2 separate regions of the Homo sapiens genome follow, and region 1 is linked to region 2. Evidence: chromatin loops called from intact Hi-C (ENCODE). Cell type or tissue: transverse colon. All regions are shown on one strand. Links, peaks and the distances in the headings refer to the core of each region. The heading gives the core; the rest is flanking DNA. Region 1 overlaps SPATA13 (spermatogenesis associated 13). Region 2 overlaps SPATA13 (spermatogenesis associated 13).

Evidence for each region. Peaks named below come from ENCODE experiments on the same cell type or tissue, not always from the same donor. Only the 100,000 strongest peaks of a DNase experiment are listed, where the experiment ranks them.
Region 1: it touches region 2 in a loop (18-fold over the local background); 5 of 110 quality-filtered maps call a loop at or near these places.

What each region holds. Positions count from the first base shown.
Region 1 is chr13:24,240,675-24,250,084 of GRCh38, forward strand. It overlaps SPATA13 (spermatogenesis associated 13), which reads left to right. Exons shown (of 13, transcript NM_001166271.3): 3 at 8,803-9,168. Among named protein-coding and RNA genes, the nearest start is that of SPATA13-AS1, 9.1 kb to the right of the region's middle. RefSeq lists an enhancer at 7,223-7,722. In transverse colon, for the core only: no CTCF peak of the experiment used is centred there; DNase peaks (open chromatin) are centred at 4,310 and 5,990; H3K27ac peaks cover 3,680 bases.
Region 2 is chr13:24,174,818-24,184,227 of GRCh38, forward strand. The region is part of intron 1 of SPATA13 (spermatogenesis associated 13); the gene reads left to right. Among named protein-coding and RNA genes, the nearest start is that of MIR2276, 17 kb to the left of the region's middle. In transverse colon, for the core only: no CTCF peak of the experiment used is centred there; a DNase peak (open chromatin) is centred at 7,732; H3K27ac peaks cover 2,219 bases.

The sequences.
Region 1 (9,410 bases), core at 697-8,696, 66 kb after region 2:
GGAACTGGGCTAATAGTATTAAAGTAAGTGTTCTCCATGAACTTCAGTATATTTGCATTTTTAAATGAACTACCATATCAGTCTATAAAACAGGTTACATACAAGGCCATAGGGTCACCAGCTGTGTTTTTCGCATCTTTTATCATCCACGTAACACATTCAAGGACAATTGTATCTAATATCACCACCATGCTCCTCTCCTACTTCAAGGGAGATAAACATTCATTGTTTTAAAATGTTTAACAAATGACCAAACTGCTTCCTGAATCCAAGGGACAAGGCCACAGTTTTCTGGGTTATGATAGTTGCTTCTTTTTTTGTTTTTTGGAGACTCTTTAAAAATGATGTCACGATTACTGACATGCATGTCACCCCATTCCGTAGTAATTAGAAAAGGTTAGCTTAGTCACTTGTGCTTCATTTGCTGTCAGAATTCCACCAACCACTGAAGATTCTTACAGGTTAAAACCTAAGATCCTAGTAAAAAATGCAGCACATTTGTAAGAGTGTAGCCCAGAGTTATTATTTATTTTTACCTACAAGCCATAGAAAGAGTAACCCAGTAAATGATGTTTCTACTTCCAGTATTGTGCCTGGTCTGTTTCTGGCCCAGGCCCTGTCCTAAGAGCCAGGCCTGAGAAAAGAAGGGACAACTTAATGACCCTGTCTGCCCCTTCCCAAGATGGTCCCTAAAGTAGCAGAAACTGTGAGGGGTGCAGCAGAGCCATCTTGAACAGGCGCATTTGTGAGACGGCATTACTCAGCGAAACGCAGAGTGTTTTGCCATTTACTTAGTTTTGAACTGGGTCAGAGGCCATCCCTCCTGTCCTCCACTTTGCATGGGTAACGGGCTTTTATAGGAGCCCCTCCCCTCACAGTGGTTGTTCCTCAGCTTGCCTAAGTGATGCACGGAGTGATGCCTGGACAGGTGGAAAGAGCCAGGGAGTGGAGGACCAGGAAGCCCACCTGGTGGTTGGCCCCGTTTATGGGGCACCTCCCCGCGTGCCGGGATAATTCACCTCCCTTGCAACACACACACCCCATTGAGGGCTATGAAAGCAAAAGGCAGCTTTAGACAGAAAGATTATTCCACCAGGCCAGGCATGGCAGCTCACTCCTGTAATCCCAGCACTTTGAGAGGCCGAGGCGGGAGGACTGCCTGAGCCCAGGAGTTTGAGACTAGCCTGAGCAACATAGTGAGACCCCTATCTCTACAGAAAATTTAAAAATTAGCTGGACCTGATGGTGCATGCCTGTAGTCTCAGCTACTCAGGAAGCCAAGGTGGGAGGGTCACTTGAGCCTGGGAGTTCAAGGCTGCAGTGAGCACAGATCGCGCTACTTACTTCAATCTGAATGACAGAGTGAGACTGTCTCAAAAAAAAAAATGAAAAAAGAAAAGAAAGATTATTCCACCTAATTGTTGTAAAAATTAAGGATAAGAAACCAAATATGAATTTACTCCATGAAACAAAATCGACACTTGGTTCCATAGACGGCCAGTTAGGGGAAGAGGGCCTAGGCAAGGAGAGAGAGAGGAAGAGAACATTGGAGAGAGGTGAAGGTGAGGGCTGTGGGAGGAACCAACACAGAAGAGTCCAAGCCGGATGCATGCGCATGACTATGTCTACACACACATGGATGAATGGAGAAATAGCCCAGAGAAATACATAGAGCAGAAGCCAGCAGTGCAGACTGCGTGTGTGATAAGCTCATGGAGGCTTTTTGGGGAGCAGTATCAATTGCTGCCAAGGGTTTTTGCTATAACCTATAAAGCCATTTTGCATCTTTCTTACCTACTGCTATAAATGGAGGGGTCATGTCTAGTGCTGGCCTTCCAAAGATGAAATTAAAGTGTCTTAACTATCTCGCTTGCTCTTATCTTTCAGTAAATCCATTGTCTTCTCATCGTAAAATGGGGGTAATTACGTCTTCTTTGCTTCTTTGAAAATATAATTATAGTTAGATGGGAAAGCAATTTGAAAATCTAAGATTTGTAAGTGAATGTAACATGTTATTCCTTTGGCGTTAAAAATACCACCCCCTCCCACAAGAAAAAATGTCATTAAGGCTCAAACTTATCTCTTTCTGCATATGTAAATATTTCCTTGTTCCTGCTTTCAACTCCTCAAAATATGGTCATTCATCTGGGATCCTATGCGTTCCCCTCACCCACTTAAAATCCTAGGACAGATAGTTGTAACACATAAAAACAGGCCTATGCAGGGTATTTTTGGTTATGACACATTAATTTTCATTTAAGGGACATTGGGTAATGAGATATAGTTCTGGGATAGTGAGATGCTACTTTTTTGACTTCTTAAGTTGTAAGGCCTAAAATTTCATTTTTTAAGAATTGAAGCACAAGACTGATACCCTAGGATACTGTTAAGTGTTGTTATCTAACCCGGGAGTTTTAGATATTTGTGATATTGTCTGATTACAGACCTTTTTCACATTATACAATGGGTTTTTCTGATGTCTTGAAATATATTCACGTCACTCATCCATACTTCAGAATCAATACCTCACACTCATCCTCTTAATTGATATGTGACATATGTTACTACGTTACGGCTCTTTTAAATCATCTTACTTTACAGTCCTCTCTCATTTTCTTTTATGCATGTGAACATATGATTCTGGGGTCTGTAGGTTTTACCAGATTGCCCAGGGCACAGGTTACCAGAGCCTCTGATAACTGTCATTCCCTGTCCCCTCCCTCCAGCAGTTCTACATCTAAGGGAAGGAACATCTGCAAAGTTCTGTTTTCCTTCTGTAAAAGTACATGCTAAGTATGCAGGCTTTCCAGAGGAGAGGCAGAGGTTTTGAAGCCAGACAGACTGGGTTGTGAAATAGGCCCTTCCCTTTTCTGGCTCTATTAACGTGAGCAAATCATTTCATTTATTTTAGCCCTGGTGTCTTAATCAGTAAAATTCTGTGAAGAGTACCTGTCTCACAGGGTGGCTGTGAAGATTAAGCAAGGTAAAATGTGCCTGGCATAGGTCTGGCACCTCGTAGGCATTCAAAAATTGCAGTTTTCATTGCAGTCCTCTGTGGCATCAACTGCCAAGGTGTATTCCTTCTCACCTTGACCCCTGTATGTGAATTCTTTTGGTAGCCAGGATGTTGGTACCCTAGGAGAAAACTGGGGGGTTAGCTTATTGTATTTATATACATCTTCAAAAAACTTTTGGTATGCCCAGAGTCCCTATGCTTTAATTTTCTTCTGAATTACCTTGCTGTATGAGTTTCCCAGGGTTGCTGTAACAAATCACCACAAACTAGGTGGCTTAAAACAGTGGACATCTGTTCTCTCACCATTCTGGAGGCCAGAAGTTTGAGATCAAAGTGTTGCCAAGTCCACAATCACTCCAAGGTGCGAAGGGGGCTTCTTAGCCTCTTCCAGCTTGCAGTGGCAACTGGCCTTCCTTGGTGCCCTTGGCCTGTGGATGCATCACTCCAGTCTCTGCCTCTGTCCTCCCATGACTTCCTCCCTTTCGTGTTTGTCTGTGTCCAAATTTCCCTCTGCATCATAAGGACACCAGCCACTGGATTACGGCCCACCTAACCCAGGTTGACCTCATTTTAACTTTATTATATCTGCAAAGATCTAATCTCTAAATAAAATCTCACAGGTACTGGGACACTTGCTATTTGACTATACTTCCTTTAGGTTAGGCCTCTGAATGGATATAAGAGAAATCAAGTTATTTTGTCTGAATCTTTCATTTTTCCTCTGGTTAATAGTTTGCTTTCACTGTGGTTTCAGAAAACATTTTAAAATGTCTCACTGGAGGTAACATAGCCTATATTGGCTTTTTACTTTTGCAGAGTAAAATATGAAATCTTATAGGAAGAAAACATTTAATACTAAGCAAAGCACTTTAAAATGTATGCGGAGTGGCCAGGCACTGTGGTTCACACCTGTAATCTGAGCCCTTTGTAATCTCAGCCAAGGCAGGTGAATTGCTTGAGCCCAGGAGTTTGAGACCAGCCTGGGCAATGTGGTGAATCCCTGGCTGTACAAAAAATAAATAAATTAGCTGGTGTGGTGGTATGCACCTGTAGTCCCAGCTTCCTGGGAAGCTGACACGGGAGGATCACCTGAGCCCAGGAGGTGGAGGCTGCAGTGAGCTGTGATTGTACCACTGCCTGGGCAACAGAGTGAGACTGTCGCAAAATAAATAAATAAAATAAAATATATGCAGAGAAGCAAGAGTTAAAAGGGCAGCAATTCCACTGAAAAGTCTGTTTACAGAGGTTTATGACTTGGGTCTGAATTGCCCATTTTGGAGCTGATAGAGCTCTGGCTGGATTGTTTGGACTAGGGCAGAGCTCTGGCATGGCCGTGGGAGAGGGCAGGTCTCTATGATGGTGTTTTAAAGTCAAGAAAGACTCTTTAGAGGACATGGCTATGCCCAGCTGCATGTTTCTTTGGTGCATCCGTGGGCCCCGGCAGCCCACGCCGGAGTCTGAGTTAGGCTCTCACTTGTTTGAGAAGGTTGTTTGATGGGACATGTGTGTCTACAGTTCCAAGTAGAATCGCAACCAAACTACATTCCCTGGAATGAACCTGGGTGGTATTTCAGAAGTACATAAACTTTGCTTAAAAAAAAAAAAAGATTCCATTTTAGAATATCCATCAAAGTTCAAATTTGTTTCATAAGGAATTTAACCGTCTTTTGGCGAATAATCAATGTTTGAATGTGAGCTTAAATCTGAGAGTTTTCCTCTATCCTTCTCTTTGTACTTTTGCTGGGAGTAAAATGGACATTTCAATTTTGTATATTATACTGTAACTAAGTTTTGCTATTTTTAGAATATGTGGTACCTTTTAGAGGGAATGTTTTCTCCTTTTATATCTTCATTGGAACTGTATAAATACTGAACGTAGAATTACAGTTGTTTCTTTTTTTTTTTTTTTTTTTTTTTTAGACAACAGGTCTTGCTTTGTTGCCCAGGCTGGATTGCAGTAGTGCAATCATGGCTCACTGCAGCCTCCACCTCCTAGGCTCAAGCAATCCTCCTGCCTCGGCCTCCCAAGTAGCTGGGACGACAGGCACATAAAACCGTGCCCTGCTATTATTTATTTATTTTTAGATGAAGTTTCACTGTGTTGCCCACGCTGGTCTTGAATTCCTGGGCTCAAGCAATCCTCCTGCCTGAGCCTCCCAAAGTGCTGGGATTAGCGGTGTGAACCACTGTGCTCCGGCCAACAGTTGGTTTTGTGTGCTCTACTGTGCTGACTCTGAGGCATGATGTATTAAAAGAATGATCCCGAGTCCTGCCCGCTGCTGTCTACTGACCTGCTTGGAGCTCACCTGCCTGTACCCAGCATCTGTCACTGCCTGGAGTAGTTCCTTACTTTTGGCATTACTGAGAAAAGGCAGGGTGCGTGTCACGTAAGTGTAAAACCAAAACAAACCAGACCCCAAAAAACTAACTAAAAATAGAACAGAACAAAGGGCTGCACGTCCATTTGTGAGCAGGTGGACAGTTCCCTGCCTGTGGTCTTCTTGTACTTCTGTTTTTCTAGCGTGTTGTTCCTGAACCTTTTTATTACAGGGCAATAATGTAATTGGGTTTATTCTCACTATGTACTTAAGTTGTCTGTGCCATTTGATTCGGTAATTTAAACTATCTTTGTTTTTCATGTGTAATAGAGAAAATAATATTAACCTTTTCATGATTTCTCTCATATTTTCCTGTAGTGGTGTTGGGGAGGAAAAAAACGTTTCCTCTACACTCTTTGACTCTGTTCTTAAGTCCTGTGAATTTTAAGGCCTGTGAATTAAATTGACAGAAGACAGATTAGCAAAAGAAAAGACATGTTTATTCACATGCCTGCGTTTGTGCGTGTCTCTGTGTGTGAGAGACAGAGTTCATAGAAAAATGTGACTCAGGCCGGGTGTGGTGGCTCACGCCTGTAATCCCAGCACTTTGGGAAGCTGCAGTGGGTGGATCATGAGGTCAGGAGTTCGAGACCATTCTGGCCAACATGGTGAAACCGTGTCTCTGCTAAAAAATGTATATCTAAATTAGCTGGGCGTGGTGGTAGGTGCCTGTAATCCCAGCTACTCAAGAGGCTGAGACAGGATAATCACTTGAACCTGGGAGGTGGAGGTTGCGGTGAGCCGAGATCACACCACTGCACTCCAGCCTGGTGACAGAGTACGACTCCATCTCAAAAAAAAAAAGTGACTCAAGGAGGTGGTTAGAATTTAAGCAGTATGTGGCATCTTACTAGGCCGGGAGAAGAGAACTTAAGGGAAAACAAGTGACTTTTAGGAAAGATAAATAGGCTTTCAGGAAAATACGTGAGTTTTGTGACAGTGTCTGTTTGGGTGTGGATTCCCCTCTTTACCCTGGTAGCAGGCAACTCCCAGGAGGGGATTTGTGACAGTTCAGTTCTTTTGAGAGGCTCTGCTTTTAGGCAGATAACAGAGGTCACTCTCTAAAGCCTTCAGCTCAAAATCATTTGTATGCTATTCTGGGTGCCGTCAGTGGAGAGAGAATTAAAGGTGGCAGCCCAGCAGGAGGGATCTGTGGACAGCAGCAAAGGGGAAGTTGCTGGAACCTGCACGGGATTGTCTTTTGAGCAGAGGTGACGTGGCATTGCAGGAAAACTTTTGGAAAAGAACTCACGAAGCCCATTGTTTTGTGTCTTTGTTGCCACTGATTAACTGTGTGGCCCTGGGCAAGTCACGTCACTTCTTTAGGTCCCAGTTTTCCTGATTTGAAAAATGAGTGGTTGGAGTAAAGTATCTATAAACCCCACACTGTGCTCTTTGCTCCACATTCACTTTTTTTTTTTTTTTTTTTGAGACAGAGTCTCCTTCTGTCACCCGGGCTGGAGTGCAGTGGTGCAATTTCAGCCCACTGCAACTTCCACCTCCCGTGTTCAAGTGACTCTCCTGCCGCCTCAGCCCCCCAAGTAGCTGGGATTACAGGCACCTGTCACCACACCTGGCTAATTTTTTTGTATTTTAGTAGAGACAGGGTTTCACCATGTTGGCCAGCTGGTCTCAAACTCCTGATCTCAAGTGATCTGCCCATCTTGGCCTCCCAAAGTGCTGGGATTACGGACGTGAGCCACCCGCCCGGGCTCTGCATCCACTTCTTCATGGCACGTGGCCTCAGTGAGCATTCAGACCCTCAGGCTGGAAATGGCGAGCCTGGGGCCCGGGGTCTCTTGTCACTGGCTGGAGGTGTGCCTCCTTTGCCTCTACCAGCCACCATTTTGGTTTCTCAAGGAGGGAGCCGGTGGGCTGCGGCACAAGCTCTGTGAGCTCCCAGGGACTCCTGCAGTCATAGTCTGCCTTCTCTGGTGGTTCTGGTTGTCCTCCCTGGGCCCATGGCCTGACTGACAGCCCTTTTTGTTTATATCTGTAGGTAAGGTTCAGGGGTGGAAGACGGAGGGCATGCAGGCAGGGCTTACAGGCCTCCACTCCTGCAGGTCTCTGACGCAGCCCTCCTCTCTGGCCAGGCTTTGAGGGGTCTGCTCAGACAACTGCTCTCTCATCAGGCCTGATCCCTGGGAATGGTTACTCCATGGCCCAGCTTTTTCAGAGCAGCAAAGAACTCCTGCCATAAGAGCTGTCTCACCATTGTTGCGTCTCATCCTTCTAAGGACCTGCTGTTTCCCAGGGAATGGCTGCAGAGCCAGATCACAGAAGTTAGGTGACTTGCCTGAGATTGCACTAGGTCTTGGGCCAGACACAGTGACTGAACATGTCTGCTCGATTCCCAGCATCATGTGCTTTTCTGGTACATTGTGTTGCCTCTGAAAAATTATCTGAAAAAATTAGAAGGTGATGCCTCATTTAGGATCATAGACTCTTGAGCTGTGGGATTGTCCAGTCCAAAATCTGAGATCCAGAAAGGTCAGTTGTGACTTGTCCCAGCTCACACCACTAGTGAGTAGCCTAGTCTAGTTCTTTGAATCCTCGTTCAGTGCTCGCCCCATCAGACTGCTGCCTGGAGGCTGTTGGTGGGAGCCAGAGGCTGCTCGAGTGTTGGGTCCTGACAGCCCTGGACTTAGTCCTCTTAAAGCACCTTCTATTTTTAAGTAGTGCACGTTATTGAAAGAAGTGGGTAGAACAGCAGTGGATGGCATTACCCATTCATTTCTTCTCCTGGCAGGTCTTTGGGGGACACCTATGATAGTTATAAAGTTCATTTTACTAATTCACGATGGTGCTGATTTTCTTTTTTTTTTTTTTGAGAAAGAGCCGTGCTCTTTCACCCAGGCTGGAGTGTGGTGGTGCAACTGCAACTTTTGCCTCCCAGGATCAAGCAATTCTCCTGTCTCAGCCTCCCAAGTAGGTGGGACTACAGACACGCGCCACCGCGCCCCGCTAATTTTTATATTTTTGGTAGAGATGGGGTTTCTGCATGTTGCCCAGGCTGGTCTTGAACTCCTGACCTCAAGTGATCTGCCTGCCTCGGCCTCCCAGAGTGCTAGGATTACAGGCATGAGCCACCGCATCCGGCCAGTGCTGATTTTCTTAATGCCTTTTATCATAGCTCATCATTGGTCACCAAACCACTATTTCAATTATGGTTATTGAAATATCAGCCTAGAATCAGCCTATTGAATCAGCCTATAAGAATAGATTTGGTTATTTTGATTAAGGTTTGGTTGTGTCTTCATGTTCTAGTACACAAATAACTGTTTTAATAAACAAGTAAATCAAGAAAACCCGAGGCACGGCTGTGGTGGTGAGAGGGAATGTATGGCTTGTTCTTTCTTTAATACCTTCCTGGATATTGAGCTCACCTGACCTGTTCGCATTTGAAAGGTCGTCCCTGATGGCCCCTGGAGGCGAAGCTCATCACAGGATGAGGAAAGGACAGAGGCACAGAGAACCCCCAAGAGGAGATGGGGCTCTGGGAGACGGCCAAGGCCTCGGCCATTCTCTGACTACGGCCAGCTGGCCAGCCGCAGTTTGTCTATTCCTGAAGACTCGGTTGCTGCAGACCCCCAGAAGGAAGACCGTGTGGACGAGGACCCCCAGGCAAGCATGACTTCTGCCAGCCCTGAAGACCAGAATGCTCCAGTGGGCTGCCCCAAAGGAGCCCGGAGAAGGCGCCCCATTTCCGTGATAGGTGGGGTCAGCTTGTATGGGACCAACCAGACGGAGGAACTGGACAATCTTCTGACCCAAGTAAGATCTGGTGTGCACTTCCCCAAGCCAGCAGAGGCCCTCCAGCTTCCTGCCTCTATTCTGTCTGCACACTAAACTGGATCTGCTTTTTCTCTCCCGTTCTCAAGGGCGGCACCATGTACTTAACCACCTTTTCTTCCTGACTGTGTGAAAACATGCATGAATTCAAACTAACCACCTGACGTTTGGATGCCTTTTGCTAATCTTTCTTTCCTGGGATCTCAAATAATACATGAGACTCA
Region 2 (9,410 bases), core at 463-8,462:
ATCCACCTGCCTTGGCCTCCCAAAGTGCTGGGATTACAGGCGTGAGCCCCTGCACCCAGCCTAAAAGTTTCCCTTTAGAGTTCCCCCTTGACTTGTGGATTATTTAGAAATGCGTTGTTTCATATCCAGATGTTTGGAGATTTTTTTGTTAACTTTCTGTTACTGATTTCTAGTTTAATTCCATTACGGTTAGAGAACACACTCTATATGATTTCAATTCTTTTAAATTTGTTGAGGTTTGTATGGCCCGGGGTATTGGTCCATCTTGATATATGTTCCCTGGGCACTGGAAAAGAATGTGTATTCTGATGTCCTAGGGCGGAGTTCTGTAGCTCTCTAATCCTTTTGGTCGAGGGCATTAATCCTGCAGTGGACTGTTTTGCTACAGACTCAGTAGTGATGCTTGTTTTTTTGTTTTTTTTAATTTGTTTTTGTTGTTGTTGTTGTTTTGTTTTGTTTCTTTGGCAGAAAAAAGGAAAGTGAAGTTTGGATAGCAGATAACTTGAAATCATAGTGCCTAGCAAACATAGGGAGGCTAAAAGTCTACATTGCCAATTTAGGGCAACTTTGACAAGGAGAGAGAGGAGTTAGTGTTCTCTATTGATAATTTAGGTACCAAAGAGGGGCCATTTCATCGCACCATTGTTTTAGAATTAGAAACTCTGAAGAAAACCCAGCTTGATCTCAGAATCAGAGTCCAGACAGCTAAACTTGCCAGTTAGGGCTAGAAGAAAGGGATGTGTTTCAGAGTTGTCTATCTAGATTTCTTGTTGAGTAATGTTTATGAGTAACTACCTTAATGTTTACCAAGTATTTATTTAATTACCAGTTTAATTAGACTTAGAACAGGGAAATGGATCATTACTATAAAAGCTAGGTTATTCATCTCTTCTAAACAGTTTGTTGACTACCTCATCTGTTCCAGACATAGTGCTAGTCCCTGAGGATATAAAAATAAACTAGAGAGACACGGATCTAGGTGTCATTTTTCTTCTCCCACAGGAGAGAAACTTTAGAAATCCCAGTGGCTTCTATGCAGAGCGATTACTAGAAAACATAAATAAATTTCTCCTTGAAGATTATTTTAGTTGCAAATAATGCAGCTTAAATTTGAAAAGCGATAGTTAAAATACTCTGCAGGAAAACTACTGCATGTTTTATGACATGCTAACAGAGTCACCTTCAACTCAAAACACAGCATCCTCTGCGTGTCTCCTGTCTGCTGGGTACTGGAGCAGGCGTGGGGGATCTGAGCTTGCTCAGCTCCTGGTGTATGCTTCTTTCTTAAGTGTGATTGTTACAAAGGTAGAGTCCAAGTGTAAATTTCTCAGGCTTTATATCCATTTTTTGTTTTATTTCTTGAGAAATTGAAGCCTCCATATACACTGCAAAAAGTTACTTATGCCTGTCTTTTCCATAACACAATTTTATAAGGACTATCTACATAAGTCATGTTGAACTTAAACAGATCTGGTGTCAGTACTAAAGTTGTTTATGTTTTGTAAACACCCCATTAGTTTAACCCATTTTATTTACCAGTTACAACTTTGGAAGGGCAGCAAAGACCTTGGTCTATTACTTTTCATGTAATCTTTACAGAAAAGTTGGAAAATACAGCCAAATAAATCATAGTATTTGCTCTCTTTTTCCCCATGATGTCACAGTTTCCTTTTAATTTCTGCTTTTCAGATCACAAAAACATGTTATTTTCCCAGCAAACTAGATCCTTTGATTAATGGGACCAGGCAAGTCCAAGGACAGATTAAGCACGCTGGGTCCTGGCAGGAATCCCAGAAATGACCCTCAGTCAGCCTTCTTTCTCTCACCTTGGACCTGTTTCATTGAATTTACTGTGTTTTCTGTGAAAATGGAGCTTGGTAATTTCTCTAAAGAAGTTCACATATCTAAATGATAATGAAATGATTGATTAGCTATTAATTATTAATAGATCACAAGTTCATGCTGTAGTATATAATTTTTTTTTCTTTTGAGATGGTGTCTTGCTGTGTCACCCAGGCTCACTGCAACCTCCGCCTCCTGGGTTCAAGGGCTTCTTGTGCCTCAGCTTTCTGAGTAGCTGGGACCACAGACGTGTGCCACCACGCGCAGCTTATTTTTGTATTTTTAGTGGAGACAGGGTTTCGTCATGTTGGCCAGGCTAAGTCTCAAACTCCTGACCTCAGGTAATCCACCAGCCTTGGCCTCCCAAAGTGCTGGGATTACAGGCACGAGCTGCCGCACCCAGCCTGTAGTATATACTTTTGTTAGTGAGCCTCCTTTCTCTCTAGTACAAAAAGGAGTTGAAAATTACCTTGTCAATTCTGTTTCTTAATTATTCCTTAATTAATCAAAGAATAGTGGACACAAACGTTGCTTTACTTCTCTGACTCAGTTACTTTTAACAATTAAGAAATTTTTAATAGATATGTGAAAAAAAGAGATCAGATACTTTCATAATAATTTAGGCATATGTCAGTGTGTCTGGCTGTGCCTGGCCAGAAATTATAAATTTATTTCTTACAGCTCTGGAGGCTAGGAAGCCTAAGACAGAGGTGCCAGCAAATTCACTGTCGGCGTGAATGCCTGCTTTCTGGTTTATAAATGGTGCCTTCTTACTGTGTCTTCATATGGTGAAGGGGGCAAGGGTGTCTCTCTTAGGCCTTTTTAATTTAATTTTTATTTTTTTAGACACAGTCTTACTCTGCAATCGTAGTTCACTGGAGCCTCAAACTCCTGGGCTCAAGTGATTCTCCTGCCTCAGCCTCCCCAGTAGCTGGGACTACAGTTGCATGCCACCATGCCTAGCTAATTTTTTAAATTTTCTGTAGAGACAGGGTCTCCTGTGTTGCCCAGGCTGGTCTTGAACTTAAGTGATCCTTCCACCTTGGCCTCCCAAAGTGTTGGGGTTACAGGCATGAGCCTGGCCATTGGGCCTTTTTAATAAGGGCTCTAATCCCATTCAGGAGGGCTCTGCCACCATGATCTAATCACCTTCTAAAGGCCCTATCTTTCAATATAATCACTTTGGGGATAGGATTTCAACATATGAATTTTTTTTTAATTGGGCCTCACTTTGTCACCCAGGCTGGAGTATGGTGGTACAATCATGGCTCACTGCTGCATCAAATTCCTGGGCCCAAGAGATCCTCCTGCCTCAGCCTCCCAAGTAGCTGGGACTATGGGTGTGCGCCACTATGCCTGGCAAATTTCGTTTTTTGTAGAGATGGGGTCTTATCATCTTGCCCATGCTGGTCTTGAACTCCTAGATTCCAATGATCCTCCCACCTTGGCCTCCCAAAGTGCTGGGATTACAGATGTGAACCACCATACCCGGCTTGATTGTTTTTTAAACTGGGAATATCTGCACCAGATCAACATAAAAATTTCCAGAAGGCGCAAACGTTCCAATAATAACAGCTCCTACCATTCACTCCAGAAGCCACTGCTTGCCACCTCTGCCACCTGTGAGCATGCTCTTGAAAAATACTTGTGGAATTAGCAGAAATGTATTGAACTGCATTATGATACGGCTGCAAGGAATGAGTAGACATCATTTTGATACTTCTGAGGAACATGCATTTTTTTTTAACTGTAAGAGCTTTTTTGACCATTATCTTATGACATCACTTGTATACAGTTATTAATAGTACTAATTGCTTCTTGGCCTTTTGGCTATGATCAAGTATAGTTATTTACAGTAGTAGTAATAAGTACCCTAATAAATGAGCTTACTCTGTGCCATGCATTGCTAGGAAGGTATTATTATCTGTATAAGAACAAATAGAGGATCAAAAAACTTAGTGAACCAAGTAGACCCAGTCTATCTAATGGCTGAGCTGGGATTATACCCAGCATTTTGTACTGTGCCATTTCTGCCTGTTACCACCTTCTGTCTAGGTTAAAAATTGACACCACAGCACAGCAACTGGCCTCTTTGTTTCTTTTTTTTAACAGCTTTATTGAGATCTAATTGATATGTAACGCATCCATTTAAAGTATATAATTCAGTTGTTTTTAGTGTATCCACGGAGTCATGCACTCATCAATTACCATAGTCAATTTGAAGACATTTTCATCCCCTCCGAAAGGAAACCCTGGACCCATTAGCAGTCCTCATTTTCCCTCAAGTCCCCAGCCCTAGACAACCACTCATCTATAGTCTGTCCCTCTACATTTGACTATTCTAGACATTTCAATAAATGATTCATACAACATGTGGCCTTTTAGGTCTGGCTTCTTTCACAGCTTAATGTTTCAAGGTTGATCCCTGTGGTAGCATGAATCAGTATTTCCTTTCTTTTCATTGCTGAATGATACTTCATTGTATGTATGTACCTCATTGTATGTATTCATTCATCAGTTGATGGACATTTGGGTTGTTTGTACTTTTTAGCTGTTAGGAATAATATGCTATGAACATTTGTGTACAAGTTTTTATGTGGACATCTGTTTTCATTTCTCTTGGGCATATACCTATGCGTGGCATTGCTGAGTCAAATGGTAACTCAGTGTTGAAATTTTGGAAGAATTGCCAGACTATTTCTCAAGCAGGCATGCACCATTTTACATTTCCATCAGCTATGTATGGGGGCTCCAGTTTTTAAACTGATGTGTGCTATTTAAAAATTTAAAAATTGTGGTAAAATGTATAAAACATAAACTTTACCATTTTAACCAGTTTCAGTGTACAGTTCAGCCATAGTAAGTACATTCATTGTTATGCAACCAATCTCCAGAATCTTTTTATCTTGCAAAACTGAAACTCTGTACAGATTAAATGCAAGTCCCTATTTATCCCACTCCCAGCCCCTGGCAACCTCTATTTTACTTTCTGTTTCCGTGTCACCAACACTTTTTCCCATCTGCTTTATTGATTCTAGCCAGCTTAACTAATGTGTCTGAAGTGGCATCTTATTTGGATTTGAGTTGCATTTCTCTGATGCATGATGATGTTGAACACCTTTTCATGTGCTTATTGGCTATTTGGATATCTTCAAAGAAATGCCTCTTCAAGTCTTTGCTCATTTTTTAATTGGGTTGCTTGCCATTTTGTTGTTGAGTTGTAAGGGTTTTTTATATATCCTGGATAGCAGACTCCTATCAGATATGTAATTTACAAGTATCTTCCATTCTACAGCTTTTCTTTTTACTTTCTTACTTAGTGGTGTTCTTTGCATTAAAGTTTTAAATTTTGATGAAATCATTTAGCTATTTGTTTTTTGGTTGGCTGTGCTCATAGTGTTGTATTTGAGAAACTATTGCCTAATCCAAGGCCGTGAAGATTTTCTCCCTATTTTTGTCTAAGAGTTTTATAGTTTCAGCTCTTAGATTTAGGCCTGTGCTCTATTTTGCATATGGTGTAAGGGAAGATCTCATTTCATTCTTTTGCATGTAGAAATGCATTTGTCCCAGTGTCATTTGTTGAAAGGATGATTCTTTCACCATTGAATGGTCTTAGTATTCTTGTTGAAAATGAATTGAGCATGACTATAAAATTTTATTTCTGAACCTTTAGTTCTATTTTCATTGATCTATATGTCTATCCTTGTGCTAGTACCACACTGTCTTGATTCCTGTGGCTTTATAGTAAGCTTTGAAATTAGGAAGTCTAAAATCTCAAAATTTGTTTTCTTTTCAAGATTGTTTAGGCTATTCTGATTCCCTTGAATTTTCTTATTAATTATAGGATCAGCTTGCAAATCATGCAAAGTCGTCAGCCAGGATTTTGATAGGATTGTACTGAATCTGTAGCTGAATTTGGGATGCATTGCCATTTTAACAATACCAAGTCTCTCCAATTTATGAATCCATTTACTGAGGTCTTAAATATCTTTCAAAAATGTTTTCTAGCTTACAGAGTATATGTTTTATACTTCTCCTGTTAAATTTAGGCCTAAATATTTTGTTCTTTCTGATGCTATTATAGATGGGATAGTTTTCATAATTTTTTTTTGATTATTGATTGCAAGTCTATAGACATGTGATGGATTTTTTTTTCTATGCAGCCATGCATCACTTAATGACAGGGATACGTTCTGATAAATGCATTGCTAGGCAATTTCATCTCTGTGCGAACATTGTCAGAGTGTACTTACACAAAGCTAGATGGTACAGCCTACAACACACCCAGGCTCTCTAGTGTAGCCTGTTGCTTCTAGGCTACAATCCTATACAGCATGTGACTGTACTGAATACTGTAGGCAGCTGTAACACAATGGTAAGTGTTTCTGTGTCTAAACATGGAAAAGGTACAGAAAAATACGGTATAAAAGTTTTTTTTTTAAATGACTTGTCTATGTAGGGCACTTATGAATGGAGTTTCCAGGACTGGAAGTTGCTCTGGGTGAGTCAGTGAGTGAGGAATGAATGCGAAGGCCTAGGACATTGCTGTTCGCTGCTCTAAACTTTAGAAATACTGTCCACTTAGTCCACTCTAAATGTATTTAATATATGTGCTGCTGAAGCAAGCACTCTAAATTTATTGAAACTTTTTTCATAATAAATTGACCTTAGTTACTATAAGCTTGTTACTTTATAAATTTTAATTTTTAAAATCTTTTACTGTTTTGTGATAACACCTAGCTTAAAACACAAATATATTATACAGCTGTACAAATATAATTTCTTTATAGCCTTATTCTTCTCTACTGTCCCTATTCCATAATCTTTTTTTTATTAAAATTTGTTTTGCACTTCTTAAGCTTTTTTGTTTTGTACTTTTTAAGCTTTTTTGTTAAAAATGAAGACAGAAACGTACACATTAGCCTAGGTCTACATAGGGTCAGCATCATCCATATCACTGTCTACCACCTCCATCCACATCTTGTCCCACTAGAAGGTCTTCAGGGGAAGTAACACGCATAGAGCTGTCATCTGCTATAATAATAACGCCTTCTTCTGGACTCTGTCCTGAAGGACCTGCCTGAGGCTGTTTTACAGTTGACTTTTTTTTTTTTTGTTAAAGTAAGTAAGTAGAAAGCATACACTTTACATGAACTATAAAAAGTATAGTATAGGCCGGGTGTGGTGGCTTACACCTATAATCCCAGCACTTTGGGAGGCCAAGACGGGTGGATCACCTGAGGTCAGGAGTTCGAGACCAGCCTGGTCAACATGGTGAAACCCCATCTCTACTAAAAATACAAAAATTAGCCGGATGTGGTGGCACTCTCCTAAAATCCCAGCACCTCATATAGTGTCTGACATGTAATAAATGTTTGAATAAAAAGTTGTGTTGGAATTATTAAACTACTTGTGGAAAACTCTTGTTTGGGGTATTTGTTTTGGTTTTGTTTTCCTCTTTAGGAAGGATCCTTGCATGGGGAAAGAGGCCTGGCCAGATGAGATAAAAATCTGTTTCCAGTTAGGCTGAGGCTTAGAAGCAGGAAAGGTCCTTTCCACCAGCCTCAGTTTATGGATGGGATTAGCAGTGTTGTAACACTAAACTTTGAGGCATGTATGACTGTGTTTGTCTTTTTTGTTTTGCTATAAAGGAATACCTGAGCCTGGGTCATTTATAAAGAAAAGAGGTTAAATTGGCTCACGGTTCTGCAGGCTGTACAGGAAACATAGTGCCAGTATCTGCCTCCAGTGAGGCCTCAGGAAGCTTCCAGTCACAGTGGGAGGTGAAGGGGAAGTAGGTGTGTCACATGATGAGAGAGGAAGTGAGAGAGAGACAGAGAGAGAGAGAGAGCGCAGGAAAGAGGATGGGCCCTTTAAACAGCCAGCTCGAAGTGAACTTACAGAGTGAGAACACACCCATTACCCTGGTGAGGGCACCAGGCCAGTCCTGAAGGAGCCATCCCCATGACCCAAACACCTCCCCCAGGCCCCGCTTCAACACTGGGGATCACATTTCAATGTGAGATTTGGAGAGGACAAACATCTAGACCATATCAATGGCTGTCTTTTTTGAAGACATTTCCTTTAATTTTTTAAAACTGTCATTTCTAGTAATTTTGTTCTGCTGGGGTTAAATATATTTGGCTGTGCAGATTTTATCAGTGTTAGAAAAACTCAGCATGTTGCGCCACATCAGTCGGGCCAGGTAAACAAAGCTAGTCCATTACACCAAACCCAAAGAAGGCAAAGGCAGCTCACCGAGGGCTCACAGCAGGGCCTTGGTGCCCAGGGTGGCTTAGTGCATTCAGGGGCACCATTGTTTTTATCAGTACACTTGGAATCAGGGCTTCTGAGGATATCTGCTTACATATATTCCTCATTCACATAACTTGCCAGAAAAGATATAGAGAGATTGCTGCATACCTGGATGACTTCAAGGTAGTAAAGCTATAACTTTTGAGGGGTTATAATTTCCAACACACTCTCTCACTGAGTCTAAACTTTTTCATCTAATTTTCTTTTGTTTGCATGTTGAGGTGCATTTGGCAGAGGGCTGAATTTTTCACATATAAAAACATATATGAAACATTTTTCAATACAAGTCAAATATAATAAACACACATTTTCTTGAGGATAGACATCATCCTTTATCACTTCCCTCTGTAAAACCACCATCAAACCCAACCAAGACTGAATGACAGAACTAGAAACATTTAACAACGGCATCATCATGCCTTAAGCTTAGTACACAAAATAGCGTTGTGTTTAAGGGTTGAAACGCTTTCTATGTTGTAAGTTTTCCAAGAGGTACAAGTCAAGGCTTTCACTACTTTATACAAGCTTGTCCAGCCCACGGCTCACGGGCCACATGCAGCCCAAGATGGCTTTGAATGGGGCCCAACACAAATTCGTAAACTTTCTCAAAACATTATGAGATTTCTTTACATTTTTTTTTTTTTTTTAGCTCAGCAGCTATCATTAGTGTTAGTGTATTTTATGCGTGGCCCAAGACAATTCTTCTTCTTCCAGAGTGGCCCAGGGAAGCCAAAAGATTGGACACCCCTGCTTTATAATGTTCTCTATGGGCTAATGGTGGCCGTACCTGTCAGCACTCCTGGGGTGAGAAGGGGGCGGGGTGAGCAGGACTCTTCTCTGTGCTGGGAGTAGAGGCTTAGAGGCACTCACTCTCATCCTGGTTTTGCTCCATGTGACTTTTAAAATAATCACGGGCGCTTCCTCAGACACAGCGTCACATGGTGTTTTCCATGTATTGGGTCACTTCCCACACACAGCACATTGAGCAGACATTACTCCCCCCTCTACCCAGGAGAAAACTGAAACACACAGGAAGTGGCGCGCTCAAGGTCACCCAGAAAAGCCAGCTGCCTTCACAGGACAGTCTTGAGAAGTGTGGAGGAGAGCGCCAAGGGACAGTAACAGAGCTATGAGGGCTTCCTTACCTGTGGCATCTGTTGACGACTGTGTCTGAATAAGTTTTGAGTGAATGGGTACCTGGTGCTGGCGCTTGCTGAGAATGACTTATTTTGGAAGGTCAGTGTTAAAATCAT